Regions from separate parts of the Homo sapiens genome. Here region 1 is linked to region 2. Evidence: chromatin loops called from intact Hi-C (ENCODE). Cell type or tissue: mammary epithelial cell. All regions are shown on one strand. Links, peaks and the distances in the headings refer to the core of each region. The heading gives the core; the rest is flanking DNA.

Region 1 (8,744 bases), core at 1,606-5,605, 340 kb after region 2:
AAATCACCTAATTAAATAGAGAAAGAAAATCTGCAATAATTATTGAGGTATAGGCCAGTTAACAATGCACAGTAAAAGGACTCATAATTTTAAGAAATATACCAATGCCTGATTTATCAAGAAGTATGTGTAATAAACAGTACATTTTTCACTTAAAAAAAATACGAGCTTCATCTAAAGTAACCTCAAATGACTCCTCAGGTGTTGGATTGAAGACTTCCTGTATTTCTTCAGAGACTTGGAAAAAAACATTTAAATAAAATTATTTGTTCTTGGTGAAAAGAACATTAATACTTAATTGTGGAAACCTAAATACTTCTTTGTTTATATTCAAACTCCAGGAAGCCTGAGTGATTACTGCCAGCCCATGATATCTGCATTATATGCAAATGCTCAGCTCTCAGACATTTTGTCCATAACATTTTCTTTGGCACCACGGTTGATGTATGATCCACTCTAAATGACCCAGTTATTTCCCATTAGGGCTGACTTTGCCTTCCCAAAAAGACTCTAAGTCTATCAGAAGCAGAAATTTTGCCTTCCCTCTTTCTTTCTTTTCTTTTTTCATTTCTGTGCCAATTACTTAAAGCAATAATTATTCTCTCTCTCTCTGTGTGTGTGTGTGTATGTGTGTGTGTATCCATATAAGTATAATCTGTCCTGTTCTAGATGAGATTAAAGGGCTCATTCCAGATATTTCTGGGTGCATTTTTGAGCTTGCTTTATGGTAGGCATAATACAATGCATCAATGAGCCTGGATTCCTGCTACATCCAATTATTTGTCACAAAATCTTGATAAAAGACATGACACTTATCCAAAAATCTTACTCAAATACAATTCTGTACTGATTGATAGATCAGATTACATTCTAAATTTCCTGTGCCTTTTCATCTTTATCTCAAATCCAAGCAATTTACTTTATTTTATGTATTCTCTATCCCAAAGTCTTCCTGTATATCCACTCTGATTTGGTTTGATCTCATTCTCTTTATCCCACCTCTCTATCCCACCTCTTATTCTTCAATGATGTCATCTCACAGCAATCTACCCCTCTTCACCCATAAACTTACTTAGGTCACTCCCATCCTAAAACCCATTCAGTGCATCAGGTACGTTTCCTTCTCTTCATGTTTTGATAGTTGACAGTCTCCTACTACTTAGTTTCCCACAATCTTTCAATTCCCTTCGCTTTGGTGCATGTCCCATCATTTTTTTAATTACCCACTCAACAGTTTCCAATGACTTCTTAATAACCAAATGAAGTGTTTGTTTTTTAGTCTCTAGCCTCTTTGAATTCTCTGCAACATTATGGGCTGTTTGGAGTATTCTCTATTTGAATTTTATTCTCCTATTTGGTTTTCCTAAAATACAGTAATCTCCTGGAATGTTCCCTACACTCTCTGCCCTCCCTTCTCTGTCACCTTCACCAACTCTTCATTCCATTTTGTAATCCAGTGGAAAGACAATTGGTTTTACAGGACAACTGAACCCCAATCCTTTCTTAACTCATTTCTCCAAATGAAGGTTGCTTAATCTCTGCAGTTATCAGCTTTTACAGCTTTAAGATATAGGTGAACCACATTATTAGATTTTAATTATGCTCTGCAAAGTATTAAGAATTTCTTTCAGATTTCTCAGTCACCAACATGTTTTCCATCTTGATTCCAGCCACAACAACTACACTGTGATCTAGGTTATGTAATGGACACCCACCATAGACTTCCATCACCAGGAAAAGATGAATCTTACAAGTATTTTGGGCAAGTGAGCCCTATGACTGTTAGACTAAAATAGTTGATGAAGACCATTTCCCAAGATCAAGTTTGATAAGGGAAAATATGTTACGAAATGTTTTGAAAGAAATATGTACACTAGCTATTGGGATAGTATTCAATATGGTAGTCTGTGTTCTCAATGTCAAGTGAAGAAGGTGGCACAGGGGTAGGAGGTGGGGGCAGCATCAGACAAGTGAAAGAGCTTTTCCTATTGAAGTCTTAGCATTCATCCTTAAGTTCATCTCTGGTTCTGAAGGCAAAATTCAGGATGTATTTTCTGGAGTTGGTGTAACTTTGCATTCATCCTTCAATTCATCTCTGGCTCTAAAGGCAAAATTCAGAATGTGTCTTCTGAAGTTGGTGTAAGGATTATATAAGATTATATTTTTAAAGCACTTAGCACAGTACCTGGCACACAGGGAACAATTATACATTTATTTGTTTTCAATACTTTCTTTGTGACATTAAGTAAGGTAATGTTAACATGTGTTTTCCCTCTGATGGTGGCCTGGACCCATAATCACCCTAATACATTAACCATCTTATTCTTGTTGACTCATTTTGCAAAATCAACACATGGCAAATGGGTTCAATAAGCAGGAAGTCCACTGGGAGAGGCATCAGAGATTTATCTAGCTATTAGGGCTACTCTCTTATATTTCAAAAAGAGTGAGAAAAAATCACTGCATTATTCTAATTACAGCTCCTTTGGAAAGTTAGAGAGGTCAAAGATTTTTCTCTGAAAGCAGCATATCTGCAGTTTGGGAGCCAGTCCTCAAAGTTTCTATCTGGAAAGCAACAAAGATTATACTTCCCCCACTCTAGAGGGACACTTCCTTCCCTCCGTTGAAATTCTTTGTTTTATATCACATCATGCTGGCTAGGAAGATAATACTTGTGATTGCTCCTGTATTTATTTCCCCTGCAAATTGCTGCTAGGACCTGGTTCTGTGCAGTGAATCACTATTTTGTCACACTACAAATATCAGCAGCACCTAGCTGATTCCACTTAAAATAAAAAGAAGGAAAAAAAAAAGGAACAAAGCCCAAATTTCAAACCAAGCACTAAGTGTCTCTGAAATCCCTGCAGCAAGCATGATGTTCTTTTTACACAGGGAAACAGAGCCACGTCTGCAATGCAGCATTGGCTGCTTTCCTGATTTGCTTAGGTTACTTTTAAAGGAATTTCTGCTCTTGCTGAGTACTTAAGTGTGAATGACACTGAAGTACACAGCCAGAGCAGCTGTGCCCATTAGCACCTTCCTCAGGCACTGGCTCTTCAAGGTGTTGGGCACTAAGCTTAAAACCAGGGCCCTAGTCACAAAAGATGCTACCCATAGTCTATTTCCCTTTGCTAAATCCTATGATTATTAGTGTAAGATATGCCACAATGTTACTTTTTTTTTTTTTTTTTTTTTTTACCATTTTTTACCATTAGTAAGCACTTTCACAGATATTAAGTAGTATATTGCCTGATTCTCACATCTATTCTGTAAAGTAGACGGGACAAGATCATGTTTTGTTTTTTTTTTTTGAGATGGAGTCTCGCTCTGTCGCCCAGGCTGGAGTGCAGTGGCACGATCGTGGCTCACTGCAAGCTCCGCCTCCCGGGTTCACGCCATTCTCCAGCCTCAGCCTCCCAAGTAGCTGGGACTACTACAGGCGCCCGCCACCACGCCCGGCTAATTTTTTGTTTTTTTTTTAGTAGAGATGGGGTTTCACCGTGTTAGCCAGTATGGTCTCAATCTCCTGACCTCGTGATCTGCCTGCCTAAGCCTCCCAAATTGCTGAGATTACAGGCGTGAGCCACTGCACCTGGCCAAGATCATGTTTTTATTTTCAGATGAAAATATACAGTGACTCAGAGAAGTGAAGCAACTTGTCCACAGACACAATGCTCTGAAAAAATAAAGCTGGAACTCAAAATCAAGGATTCTTTTTCTGAAGCTGGAGGTTTTCTCACTAAAGCTCTCATTTCTTCTGCAAGAACCTCTGTGAGCAAACAGGCTTTTGTAAACAGGCTTTTGCCAGATCATGATACAATCGTCAAACCACTGTAGACATTTTTTTCTTTTGTCCTGAGTATGCAGGATTCTCATGCCGCAACGCAGACTTGTCTATGCTGATTTACTCCATCTAACACCCTCTCCTTTGTGCCCTATTTCCTGGAGTGATGAATGAGTCTTTGTTCAGCGCTGTGCTTTTTTTTTTTTTTTTTTTTTTTTTTTTTTGAGACAGAGTTTCACCCTGTCACCCAGGAAGGAGTGAAATGGCACGATCTCAGCTCACTGCAACCTCTGCCTCCTGGGTTCAAATGATTCTCCTGCCTCAGCCTCCTGGTAGCTGGGATTACAGGCGCCTGCCACCACACCCAGCAATTTTTGTATTTTTAGTAGTGACAGGGTTTCACCATGTTGGTCAGGCTGGTCTTGAACTCCTGACCTCAGGTGATCCACCGGCCTCAGCCTCCCAAAATGCTGGGATTACAGGAGTGAGCCACCGCGCCTGGCCGGCGCTGTGCTTCTAGGTTAGTGAGAGGCTGGACACGTGACTGCTAGTGACGTAGTGCATTTCGTCTCCTGGTGTGTGCATTTCTTTTGGAATAGGAATTAACTCCTAGATGCACATGCTTTAACCTAGAGTAGTGGGTATTAGAGGCACCTCAGTAGTGCACACAATCTACTTAAGTATGAGGCTGATGATGCTGGCTCATATAATAAGTTAACATTCCTAGGTGAGCATGCTCCCAGATGCTTCTTGTCTCCCGTTCCTCTCTCCTTTGCTCCTCCTCATCACACCAACTTCTCCCAGAACATTGAAGAATGGTCCACTGGGCACTGGAAACCGATCAATGACTTAGTGCTGATTCAGCCATTTGTTAGTCTTGTGAATGTGGGGAGTTTATTTCACCTGAGGCTTCTATTATTTCAGTGGCAGAATTAGAAGATTCAACTAAATTAGTGATTTTATAAGCTTTTTTTGGACAGAAAACCCCTATTTTTAAATATAATATAATTTAGGTCCTGGATACATAAAACAGATATAATGTTCTGCTGATGGAAAAGAGAGACACAGAGAACCCATTTAGCCTCCCTTTCAGTACCCCAGAGTCCTTTGAGATTGCAGTGTAGGCCCTTGTGAATCTCCAAAATACAGGAAAAGACCTTGCATATCACACAGAAGACTCACAACACCTTGGTCTTTTACAGATGTTAAATGTTCCTAAGTGTCCCCCTTCCTTATCTTATTTACCTCTCCATGACATTGCATAGTTTGGATATCTTTCCGTATGCTACAGAAACTGTCTCTCTCTTTCTCTTTCCCCTTTATAAAAGAGTGACATACTGGGTGGGAGGGAGCTGGCTGTAACACAGTAGATATGGGAATGAAAGATATTTTCAACTGTTTGTTCATTCATTTAGCAAATATTTATTAAGTTCATTTTATTATTAGATGGTTTGGTCAAGGATTAAAGATATTGCAAGACCCTGTTCATACACTCTGGATCTAGGGAAGACATGCGGATCAGGAACTGCGAACCCAGGTAAAAATGACAAGGGTCTGTGTGCTACAGATAACGTGCTGAGACAGTCTGGTGATGAGAGATGAGAGAGACAGCTGTCAGAGAGGCAGAGATAGAGAGGTTCCCCCTCAATCAGAAGTAGCAAAGTCTGTCTGAACCCTAAATGATTAGAAGGCATACAATTTCATGCTGATGACCATTTCTGAATAATAAGTTATGTCTTAAAGGAGGTGAGTAGAAGGGGGCCATGTGTGTTTAGCTTCAATGAGACTGCTTCTCTATTCAAAAATCTTCCCAGCTTATTTGAAATATCTTTCCTTGTCTTTAGTCAGATTCTCATAAAGGCTTTCTCCTATTATTTGGATTGGCCATCTCTATTGATCAAACTTACCAAGTGGCAGCTAATCTCTCACACAGAGACCTCCTTCATTGCATTGCATTCTGAGAAAATTACCCCTTCATGGATCCAGACCCATAAGTAGAAATTTACAGGGCAAGAATCTGATAGTATTTTAATTAATTCAGCTAAGTCTTTCTATTACACTCAGGAGCCGGAGTTTGTAAGTTAATTTAGTTTCCTTTATGACAATGATAAGGCTAGATAAAAATTGTGATACACTAACAAGTTAGTAGCCCACATGCTTAATTACCTGGGGTTCTGGTAGTATGTAGTGCTCTCTGCTTACTGACTGCAGACTCATTAAAGACACTGCTAGATGCAATGCTTATCCCTCGATAGAGAATAAGTTGCTATTTCTAGACGTGAGTGAACATTCACTCATAAGACTGGAATAGTCAGTTCTAGTTTTAGAAGAGACTCTAGACCTGTGCTGTGGCCATGAGATATTCTTAACTTTGAGACATTTTGGAATCTCCTGAGTAAAAGGGAGAAAGAATGCAACAATTTAAATAGTTATTATTTGCAGATTAAATGGCCTGTCCTTGGGACCTCTCCTTTACTTGTACTTGGACAGAGTTTCTCAACCTCAGCACCATTGACACATTGGGCCAGATAATTCGTTGCATTGGGAAGCTGTCTTGTGCATCGTCAGAACTTTTTCATACTGTCCTCTTCATATCAGATGCCAGTAGCACCTTCCCACAATACGTAATGACCAAAAGTATCTCCAGATATTGCCAGATATCCCCTGGAGGACAAAACTGCTCCTGGCTGAGAACTACTGATGTAATGATTAAGTGTGTGACTGTGGGGTTAGACTGTTTAGGTTTAAACCCAGACTTCTCCTGTTAGGGGACCTGACCTTGGGCACAATATTTAAACTCTCAATTTCCATATACGTAAAATCAGATTATTGTATCTACCACATAGCATTGTTGTGAGAGTCAAATGATGCCTGATGTTTAGTAAATGATAAGTATAAGCTATTATTTATATTTTTGGTTTCTTCCAGGTGATCTACATTTTACAAATTAATTTATACAAGGACAAGAATAACTAGCCATATGAAACTGGGCCAGGCAGTTGTCAATCAAGTCTATAGTGGTTCAATGTCCTTCTAGTGCCATAAAGGAACGGCTGTGTCTTGGAGTCATAGATATAGTTGCAAATTCTGTTTTGGTTGCCCGCTAATTTTGCTATAAATAACCTTCTGTTTGTCCCTTGTCATTCTTCTTTAAAGAACAATATCATCTACCACTCAGCCTGTATTAAAAGGATCAAACTAGTACAAGACTGCAAAATAACCAACCGAAAAACTCTTGCCTGACTGCCTGCTTTCCCACCTTCGCACCTTTCTTTCCTCCTCTCGTCCTTCCTTTCTTCCTTCTTTCTTTCCCTCCTTCTTTTTTTCTTTGTGTGTCTATCAAAAACTTCATTTTCATTGGTTCTGTTTCGTAAAGTACAGTAATTCTGAATTACCTGGAGGGCTTGTTAAATCACACATCAGTGGGTCCACCTCCAGACTTTCTAATTCAATAAGTCTGAGGTGGAAACCAAGAATTTGCATTCTTAATAAGTTTCCAGATAATGCTGATGCTGCTGATTTGGGCACTACACTTTGAGAACTAATGTCATAGTATTTACTGCTACACTCCAGAACAGTGGTTTTATTCTTAAGCAAATATCAAAAAGCCCTAGAAGGCTTTCAAAGACACATTGCTGGGTATGTCTCCAGAGTTCCTGATTTACTAGGCTTATACAATGACAACCACTGCTCTAGAAGGTTCTGAATATTAGCTGCACATTAGCATCACTTGGGGAGCTTAAATTTTTTTAAATTAATCTACAATTAAACCTATTTATTGTAATCTCCATGTTTTTTATAGGCCCCAGTTTAGAGCAATTAAATCAAAATCTGTTTGTAAATATTCTCAGGTGATTCCAGTACATAGCCATGATTGAGATGCCTTTCAAAAGCAAGTCTTTGAGATTTACAAAATCTCAGAAAGCAATGAGTAAAGCTGAAGATTTTGTGTGCAACATCTTCACATATCTTTTGTGTGCAATATCTTGACATTTTTATGTTGACCCCAAACACAAAAGGAAATTCAGAGCTTTGGTTATTGATGTGATGAGCAGATACTTGGTCATACCTACCTTGAACTAATAATATAAACACTCATAGGCCTGAGGAATGAGGGGACTTTTAGAAGTAGTTTTTATGTAGAAAATTGGGAGACTTTACGACTGCTTGAGGCTAAAGTCAGCAATAGATTTTTAAGAAACCAGATAAATGCATGATCATTGAAGGCATTACAAAAAGGTAATACATATGTTTTCCAAATTATCCCTAGACATTGGTGGTTAAGGCAGTCTTGGCATTATAATCCCTTTTTCTAATTTCCTGGCAAGAAATCTGGAGGGGTTCAACTCTAAATAACAGTCCTGATGGTATAATGACTGGGTTTGTTGTCCTCAAATAGAAAAGTTATATCTTTCATTTTTCTAAAAGATTTCAAGAAATATCTTGCTCCCCTCTCTGCCAGCATTACTTACCTAGCTGGTTGAGAATAGAAGCTAGAGTTATGCTGAGTGCTTGTGAGTTGTGGAGCAATGGGTACCAGGGAGATGGATGAGAGAAGGACAAAAAAAGTAATGGTGATACTCTGGGATGAATGGTGAGAAGGCTAGCCAATGCCATCTGATCACGCCAATTGAGTTTTCAGATCAGAAATGAGTTTTGAGCCTTAGGGAAACTAGGAGAGACATGAAGACAGAGAACGCTGGTGGTTGGGAACTGCTTATGGCTCTCATGGACTTATCTCAAGGTGGCCATGGTCAGCTGATGCTATGTTGGTGGTATCTACTCCCAGGTGATTACCTCATGTCTTCTGGGGAACAAGAGAACATTGCTTCAATGGGGATGATAGATAGTTCTCCCTTTGCTTATAATTATAGCACTTTTATTAGTTTCTTTGACAGGTAGCCTACTTTGTCAGTTTTTATATAGTGATATCTCTCAGGGAATGCAGGACAAGTCCCCT
Region 2 (8,744 bases), core at 2,882-6,881:
CTTTGTTATAAAAGCAAATTTGACTGCCTTTTTCTTACTCTCTCTCCTCGGTGCTCTCTTGTCCTTCTGGCTTCTGCCATAGGATGATGCAGCAAGAAGGCCCTTGCCAGATGCAGGGCCCTTGAACTTCTCAGCCTCCAAAATTATAAGAAATACGTTTCTTTTCTTTATAAATTACCCAGTCTGTAGTATTCTGTTATAATAATGATAAGTGCACTAAGATACCATGTGACTTACTTTACCCAAATGAATGTGTTGAAGTGATATTGTGAGACTTCTGAATCTCAGCCTCAAAAAGTCTTAGGGTTTCTGCAATTGCCCTTTTGGATTGCTGACCCGAGACCACCATGGAAAGCAATTCTGCCCAGCATGCTGGAGCATGAGAATGAAGGCACTGCAGCGAGCAGCCGGCACCAATTTCCAGGCATGTGAACCAGGCCATCTTCTAGCATCTCTCCCTGAGACAAGCGCCAGGTGGCTGCATCCATGTGAATGGCCTCTAGAGACAGCAGCAGAAGTGCTGCCCAGATGCTCCAGCCCAAATTGTTGGCCCAGAGTTGTGAGCAAATAAATGGTGATTGTGTTACGCTGCGAAGTTTTAGGTGGTTTGTTATGTAGGGGTAGAGAATGGATACAGAGATATTGGTAATGAGTTAACATAAAGAACAGGGGTGCATTGTCCCCTGAATGTCCTCTATTCTTCAATAGTTGTGACAATTTGCCTCCAGTGACCATTTAAGATGTTGACCATTGTGGCAAATGGTCACAGTTTATCTCAGGCTCTTTGCTGCCTGGATTAGTGTGCTTGGGCTGCCATAACAAACTGCCACAGGCTTAAATAACAGAAATTAATTTTTTCATAGTTCTGGAGGTTGCAAGTCTGAGATCCAGATGTCAGTCAAGTTGGCTTCTTCTAAGACCTCTCTCCTTGGCTTGTAGATGTCTGTCTTCTTCCAGTGTCTTCACACGGTCCTTTCTCTGTGTCATTTGGTATCCTAATCTCTTCTTCTTATAAGGACACCAGTCATACTGTATTAGGTCCCACCTATATGAACTCAACTTACCTTAATTACCTTTTAAAAGATGCTGCCTCCAAATATAGTCTGTACAGTCTGAGGTACTGGGGGTTAGAGTTTCAACACATAAAATTTGGGGGGGATATAATTCTGTCTAATCATTGCTTAAAGTCTAAGCACTAGCTTATTTTACCATCGACTCCTTGCCTACTGGTAGTTGAAGAAGTGATAGCAACGTGCTTGGACTGACCAACAATTAAGTAGCCAGGAATCATTCTGAGAAATACCCTTCCAGGTCTGCAAAAACCATAAAGCAATTTAGGGAGTTGAGGTCCCTATGTCACCTTCCTATCCAAGTACCATGCCTTTTCTGGCTGTTTGCTGGGGCCGTCTGAACATTTTCTGGAGGCTCACTGCAAAAGGCAAGTAGGGGCAGCCTGAGGTGGGAGTTTGGCAATCCGTAGAGGCTGCCGCAAGCTGGGACCACCTCTGCAGACGCTGTTGGATTCCTACTGTGGGAGATGTCCTCTTGCTAAGAGTAACACATTTCCTCTTGAGTAAGTGACAGGGTGGGAATATAGCTTTTGCCAAACTCTCAAATAGAAAAACAAACTCACATAATTTGGAGAGAAGGAATGTGCTTAAAATCTGATAATTAAATCTGGTCCCTTAGCAGCCAGCCCACACATGCAGACAGTGAAGGCAGAGGTCAGTGGAGGCGGTGGGATGGACACACAGATGTGTGTCTTTGGATGTTTACCTTGATTAATGGATACACATACAGCAAAGGAGGAATTTGGTGGAGGCGGTGGGATGGACACACAGATGTGTGTCTTTGGATGTTTACCTTGATTAATGGATACACATACAGCAAAGGAGGAATTTGGTGGAGGCGGTAAGACGGACACACAGATGTGTGTCTTTGGATGTTTACCTTGATTAATGGATACACATACAGCAAAGGAGGAATTTGGTGGAGGCGGTAAGATGGACACACAGATGTGTGTCTTTGGATGTTTACCTTGATTAATGGATACACATACAGCAAAGGAGGAATTTGGTTAATAGAATTATCTAGATTTCTGAAGTGTAATCAGTTAGTATTTATTGAACGTTTGCTGCCTGCGAAGCCCTGTATTACGGGTTGTGAAGAAAGATGCCAATCTGAACTCTTGCTGTTTAAATAATTTGAGATGCTTGAGTCAATGTTTCTGCCTAATTAAGTCTAAGTTAGCTTGCAAGACTGAACCTGATGACTGGCTTCTAGACAGCCTCAGGGTACTAATTCTTATTCCTAGTGATTATTGGTACAGGGCTGGAGCTGGCTGTGGAAAGATGATTGGGCTGCGTGTCAATGGATCCAATCCATTCTTTCATCTATTTATACACAACAAGCATTCATTGAAGATCTCATTGTGGATGCCAGACCTGTGTTATGCACCCTGAGATCTGCAGAGAATACTGAATCAGGGCTGCTGTGTCGGAGAGCTTAACCCCAGTAGGTTCTTTAGAGACTCAACCTAGAAGTTGCTCATTTGAGTAAATTCTTAAAAATAATAGCTCATGTCCTGTTACTTGTATTACTCTAAAAATGGACTTCAACTTACTAGAAGGATTCATATAAGTTAATACCAGTTAGGTTACATGAAATTTTATGTTATGTGTTCACTTGAATCATACATGTTTCATTGCATAACTATATATAATGATCATTCTCATTAATCAAGTCATTACTGTTACATGCCCATCCTTGCTTACATGTATATACAGGCACAATGACATAGAAACTGACCTGTATAAACATGTCTGTAAGAGAAGAGAAACTTCATATGCTGCCATTCCTAAGAGAGAGTCCACAGGGGCAGCTGCTAGCATGAGATTTTGCAGAGGGGGTCCAGTCTAAGATTCATGGTGGGTGGTCAGCTGCAGGTGCCGGCATTCACTGGGAGAACAGGTTTTTGTGCTGAAAGCACAACCAAGGGCTAGCGCAAGGAGGGAGCAGGATGCAGATGAGATGACAAAATAGAAAAAAGTCTAAAATACGTGGGGCATTCAAGAAGGCCAGAATGATTCTAAGTCTACTAGATGGTGCCTCTTGGGAGGCTGCCTGCTGTAAAGAGCTTTCATCTGGAAAGTAGAAGGACTTTGTTCTGAATACAGAATTTCTGACTCTTCTGCATATTAGTTACCTCCCTCTCTCACTTATTGGGTAGCTTAAATAACATATGTAAAGCACTTACTATAACTTAGAAATCTCTCAACAAATGTTGGTTTCTTTCCTTTTCTGGCTTGAAGCTACTTTTGGTGCCTTAAAGGTGTCACCCAGTAACAGGAAAAAGACAGACAGATCATGCAGTGTCCCCAGAAATGTACATCCCAGTTGAATGAAAGTTGAGAAATGTTTCTCTTTTCCACCACTTTCAGAGCTATTTTACTTCCCGGGGAGCATAAGAAATATCTGGGGAGAACTGAATTCCACATCTCTCTGATCTTAAAGTCGACAGAACTAGGCACGTTTTCTTAGAAGGCTGAGGTGCCTGCAGATGGCAAGTGAAGCATATAAATACTGACACATGCAAGAAAATTATATGGTGAAAAGAAACTCTTCAGGCAGAATATTGATCACGACAGCACACAGCTTCCATGGGGTCATGTTTCTTGGCTGTTGTTAGGGCATGGCAAGCACGATCATTGGGTCTGAGTAAGCCGAGGAGAAACATTAAGGGCAGAAAAAAGACGTAGCTAAGTCCTATAAAGCATTAAGTGTGTGCCAGACATTCTTTCTTCTAGCGCTTTTACATATTAATTCATTTAACTCTCAGAAAAGTGCTCTGGTGGGTACTATTACAGCTGGGAGAGAGGCACAGAGAAGTAAAGCAGACTCTCAGAGTCACACAGCTAGTGAACATCTGAGCCATGACCGAAACGCAGGCGGCCTCCAAGCCAGTGCTCAAGAACATGGTGCTATGGTTCCCATTATAATTTGACAAAGAAGTTTGAGACATTTTAAAATTTAATGCCAGAAGGATAAAAGATCTAATTGTGAAAAGCAGAACTAAATTCTTCTGGAAGTGAGTATGAAACTATATCTTTATGTGCTTGGAGCAGGGAAATATTTCTTAAATAAGACCATGAAAGCACTAACTCTAAAGAAGAGACAGATAAGTTCAACTCTATGAAAACTAAGAACTTCTGTTCAACAAAACACACCAACAAGAAAGTGAAAAGACCAACCACGAGTGTGGGAATGGTATTTCCAACAGTTATCACTACAAAAGACCAGTGCCCAGCACACATGTACAACTCCTTCACCAAGTAAGAAAAAGGCAAACAATACAAAAGAAATACTGGCAAAGGAATCTAATACATTCATCACAAAATGAAAATATAAATGGCCAAGAAATATGTGAGGATGTGTTTAACTTCATTAGTCATTGAGGAAATGCAAAATAAAACCACCGAGGAAATGCAAAATAAAACCGCCAAGGAATATGGCTAAAATTAAACACTCTGAAATACGCTGTGTTGGTGAGGATGCAGAAGAATAGAAATGCTCAGTCACACTGGTAGGAACATAAGATGGTGCAAACGCTGCAGAAAACTCAGTTGAAGATTTTCACACTTTATGAAGAACACCCAGGGCATTCTTTGCTGAGTCTATGCCTGGAAAAATATATGTACAAGTGGACACATGGAAAAAACAAACAATGTTCATAGCAGCTTTGTTTATAATTGCCCCAAACTGGATGCAACATAACACGCATACAACAAAATACTATCCAGCAGTGAAAAGGAATGCACTATAGCTACACACAATGACATGCATGGATTTTACAAACATTAATGAACGTGAATGATTAACATAAGAAAGGCATTGCTTCTGCCATTGCCAATACCAGACCCCACCCCCTCCTAACACCACATTCCTTACTACTGGGGAGGGGCAAGGAGCAGCCTCTGATCCTCACCAACCATAAAGTGGGTGAGGTTCAACGATTTCCCTGGGGCTGGGCATGGTGACTCACACCTGTAATCCCAGCATTTTCAGAGCATGAGGTGGAAGGATCTCTTGAGCCTGGAATTCAAGGTTACAGTGAGCTGTGATCATGCCACTGCACTACAGCCTGGGTGACAGAACGAAACTATCTCTAAAAAAATAAATAAATAAAAAAGAATTTCCCTGGACCTTTCATCCAAGGTCGTGGGCCTGGTCTGTTCTCTCTGAATTGCACAAACCAAATGGGTTATGAAGATGCTCTCAAAAGTGGCATGCATATTTAAAAGGAGTCTTCTGGAGAAAGCAAAAAGAGTGCCACAGTGGGCCACTGGGGATAGACTTGGGGACAAGCTTTCATTTGCAGCAGAAAGAATGGCTTGATCATTGTGAGACCATATAACCTAGAAGCTCTTCTGCAGTCTATTGATAAACTCTGAGACAGGGTTCTAACAGGCACAATTTGAGATATTTCCTCTGGCTTGGAATTCAGAAGAAACACACATGGATGGTTCTAACATGGCAGAGAGTGACTGAACTTTTAGAGGAGTCAATGTTCTTGGAGCAGATAGTTTCCCAATTGGTCCAATTTTCCCTGGAGTTGCAGGAGAGGACAGCAAGGATGGTGTGAAGGGCTGGTTTTTCATAGTTAACCCTCAGCATGTCCTATGTTTTCAACCTTACAAGAAGAAAGGCCCTGGCTAGATAGGTCTCAGGAGCTCAGGGTTCTAGACCTGCCTCTGACATTTTATAAACTTTGGAACTCAATTTCTTTCTCTGTATAATGAGAGAGTTAAACAGAATGATTGTTAAGTCAATGTTAATTCTGAACTACACTCCCCTTTCTCTCTACACATTTCAATGAACATAATTCAAGCCAGCATATAGCTTTAACAACTTTCAATTCATTTGGTTGCCACCAATTCCCTGCCTATGGGTGCAATACCGGTATCTTTTATTGGTTGAGAATCCCCTGGACACCGGCTGGGTGCTTGATTTGGGTTGGAGAATCCCTATGTGGTGATACTTGTTCGATGCACTTTGAATCAGTCACCCAAACTCTATCCAGTTGTGTGACCTTAGGGTGCAGTCTGAAGAGGGCTGTCCCACATACTTAGGTCCTGGACCAGCCACATGGAACAGAGAGGTTTTTGTGGGGCTTTCTTCATTTTGACTGTATTTCTAATGTCAAGGGGACGCAGGTCTGCCCTAAAACCAATGTGGCTGAAATGTTATTCATGTATTGTGACTGAATCCCCCCATGCTTAGGGCAGATATTGCTAATCCTTCACAGTATAACACTCTAATTGATCACAGTTGGCACCCAAGATGGGATCAATTTATCATCTTTGAGAAGGAGGAAGGTATACACATTTAACTTAGCGCAACCTAGTTTAGCTCCAAAATGCAAGGCATACGAGGATCCATAGCTTCTCACTTGATTCTGTGAATTCCCAGGACTTGCTTTTTCAGGGCCTCTTCTGCCTTCTACTTTTGTGACGTGTGCTTTTCCTGTTATACTTAGTATTCACCTTAAATGTCAAATTTTCCCTAATAAATACACATCATGGTTTAGGAAAGGTTTTTGCTGTCTCTTGGGATCCCTCTCTCTGAATTCTCCACCCATCTCCTGACCGTCTCTTCTTCAGGAGGAAACAGATTGTTCTTTCCCTTTCCTTCATGGCATAACAGTTTATTGAACATGGCATAACAGCTTATTGAACACTTCCTTTGTTCCAGGTACTAGTTTTAATTCTTTGCAAGTATTATTTCATTTAATCTTTACACAATCAATGAAAGATCCACTTTCATTATCTGCTGAGGTATAGAAGAGTTAAGTAACTTGTCTAATGTCACACAGTTAACAAGCAGCAGAGTTGGGATTCAAACATACGCAGCCGTGTTTCAGAGCCCATGATCTCAGCCCCGAGACTGTACTGTCTCTTATTAAAGCATATCTTCTAGACAAATGCAGGATTCTTCCTAAGAGGAACTTTGGTGAACAAAAACTTTTTCATCTCTTTCTGTAAATATGCATATTTTAAAATTTTGCCTTGGTTAGTCAACATGGGGAATACTTAACATTGAAAATGCTGCTTTATTGATTCTAAGACACTATAGAAGGGAAGGTGTACCATTATTCTATGTATTAAACTATGACAACAGCATAATGGTAGTCTACCATAACTCATAACTTGGTTACATTGTTTCAAAATTTCTTTTTTTTTTTGAGACAGAGTCTCGCTCTGTCACCCATGCTGGAGTGCAGTGGCGCGATCTCGCTCACTGCAAGCTCCGCCTCCCGGGTTCATGCCATTCTCGTGTGTCAGCCTCCCGAGTACCTGGGACTACAGGTGCCTGCCACCACGCCCGGCTAATTTTTCGTATTTTTACTACACAAATTCCAAAAGCCTACGCAATTCCTCCTGCCTTCTATCTCAGTAACAAAATATTACATGCTACATCCACTTGTAGACAGCTTTCTTTCTTAGGTCCTGAAAAGGGCTTGCTTGTTATTTTCTAAGAAAATGTAAAATTTCAGTTATTCCTTCAATGTCAAGCATTTGTTTTACTAATATCACATTGATACCTCACTGCTCTATTTTTCTCCCTTTCTGAAAACACAATAAGCATTTTGTTTTAATGCTGAATCATTGCATATTTTGGAGACCTTTTTTCCTTTTTATTTTAGTAATGTTTAAACATATAAAAGAGTGGAAAGTATAAAATAATAAACTCTGTGAATCCATTATCTAACTTCAACAATTACTGACATTTTTCTGGTTTGAAGACATCTTGCATAACTAAACTCAGTACATGAGTAAAGAAAATGGGAGTATCTCTGTGCATGTTGGGACATGTGGGCAATGACAATTTTGCTGTAACTATTCTCTGGCTAGGAGGGACTGAGGGCCACCATTACTGCAAAGACAACTCCAATTTCAGGGACATTAAAATGTGAAAAAAAATGTGCATCTTACAATTGATGACATGCAGAAGCAGTGAGGCTAGGCTATTTTAATTATGAATTTGTATCTAATGGGTCAGAATTTTCCTTAATGTTTTGCGACTTTTAAAATATTTATTTTACTGTTTGTCCTTTCAGCCCCTCTCTACCACCAAAACACAAAGAGAAAAGACCATTTCCATGTTTCTTCACCTAGACTTTGGACTTGTCAGATAGGTATTTAGCACTCCACTGATTGCTTTGGTGAGGCCTCGGTGGAGATAGTCCGGTGCCTGTTTTTCCCCAGCTAAGAAAAGAACCTTGTCCCTGGGGCACTGGGCCACTCACACGTGTCTGCCAATGTATGCACAGCTCAGATCTAGCTTGCTCTAGGCTTTTGACCTGCATCCGGGACATGTGCTTCTGTAAACAACAGGGATGCTCACTGTTTGCAGATTTAGTATCCGAACCAGGTACTGAATCCCCTTGTACCCTGTCTTGCCCTGATGGTCTTGTCACTTGGACTCAAGGACTTCCCTCTCTTCTTACTTGCCTTTTTTTCTGGGGTCACTATTCTCTCTCCTGTCAAAATATCTTCTTGGATTAGTATTCTGTTGACAGATATCGTAGGTCTGGAAACAGACACCCAAATCTGTGAATTCTCATGTTAAGGAACTTGTTCTAGGCTTGCAATGCTGAGCATTCTGAGCTGAGTGCCAGAGCCTGGAGAGGACAGTTTGGCCAAGGGATGCCCTCTCCCAGCTCTGACCCAATGGTGTTACCATGT

Evidence for each region. Peaks named below come from ENCODE experiments on the same cell type or tissue, not always from the same donor. Only the 100,000 strongest peaks of a DNase experiment are listed, where the experiment ranks them.
Region 1: it touches region 2 in a loop (4-fold over the local background); 1 of 110 quality-filtered maps calls a loop at or near these places.

The regions. Positions count from the first base shown.
Region 1 is chr2:83,948,109-83,956,852 of GRCh38, reverse strand. No RefSeq gene overlaps it. Among named protein-coding and RNA genes, the nearest start is that of LINC01809, 430 kb to the right of the region's middle. RefSeq lists an enhancer at 2,728-3,272. In mammary epithelial cell, for the core only: no CTCF peak of the experiment used is centred there; a DNase peak (open chromatin) is centred at 3,902; H3K27ac peaks cover 1,742 bases.
Region 2 is chr2:84,293,605-84,302,348 of GRCh38, reverse strand. The region is part of intron 1 of LOC107985905 (a long non-coding RNA gene); the gene reads left to right. Among named protein-coding and RNA genes, the nearest start is that of SUCLG1, 160 kb to the left of the region's middle. RefSeq lists an enhancer at 4,269-5,468. In mammary epithelial cell, for the core only: no CTCF peak of the experiment used is centred there; a DNase peak (open chromatin) is centred at 5,028; H3K27ac peaks cover 577 bases.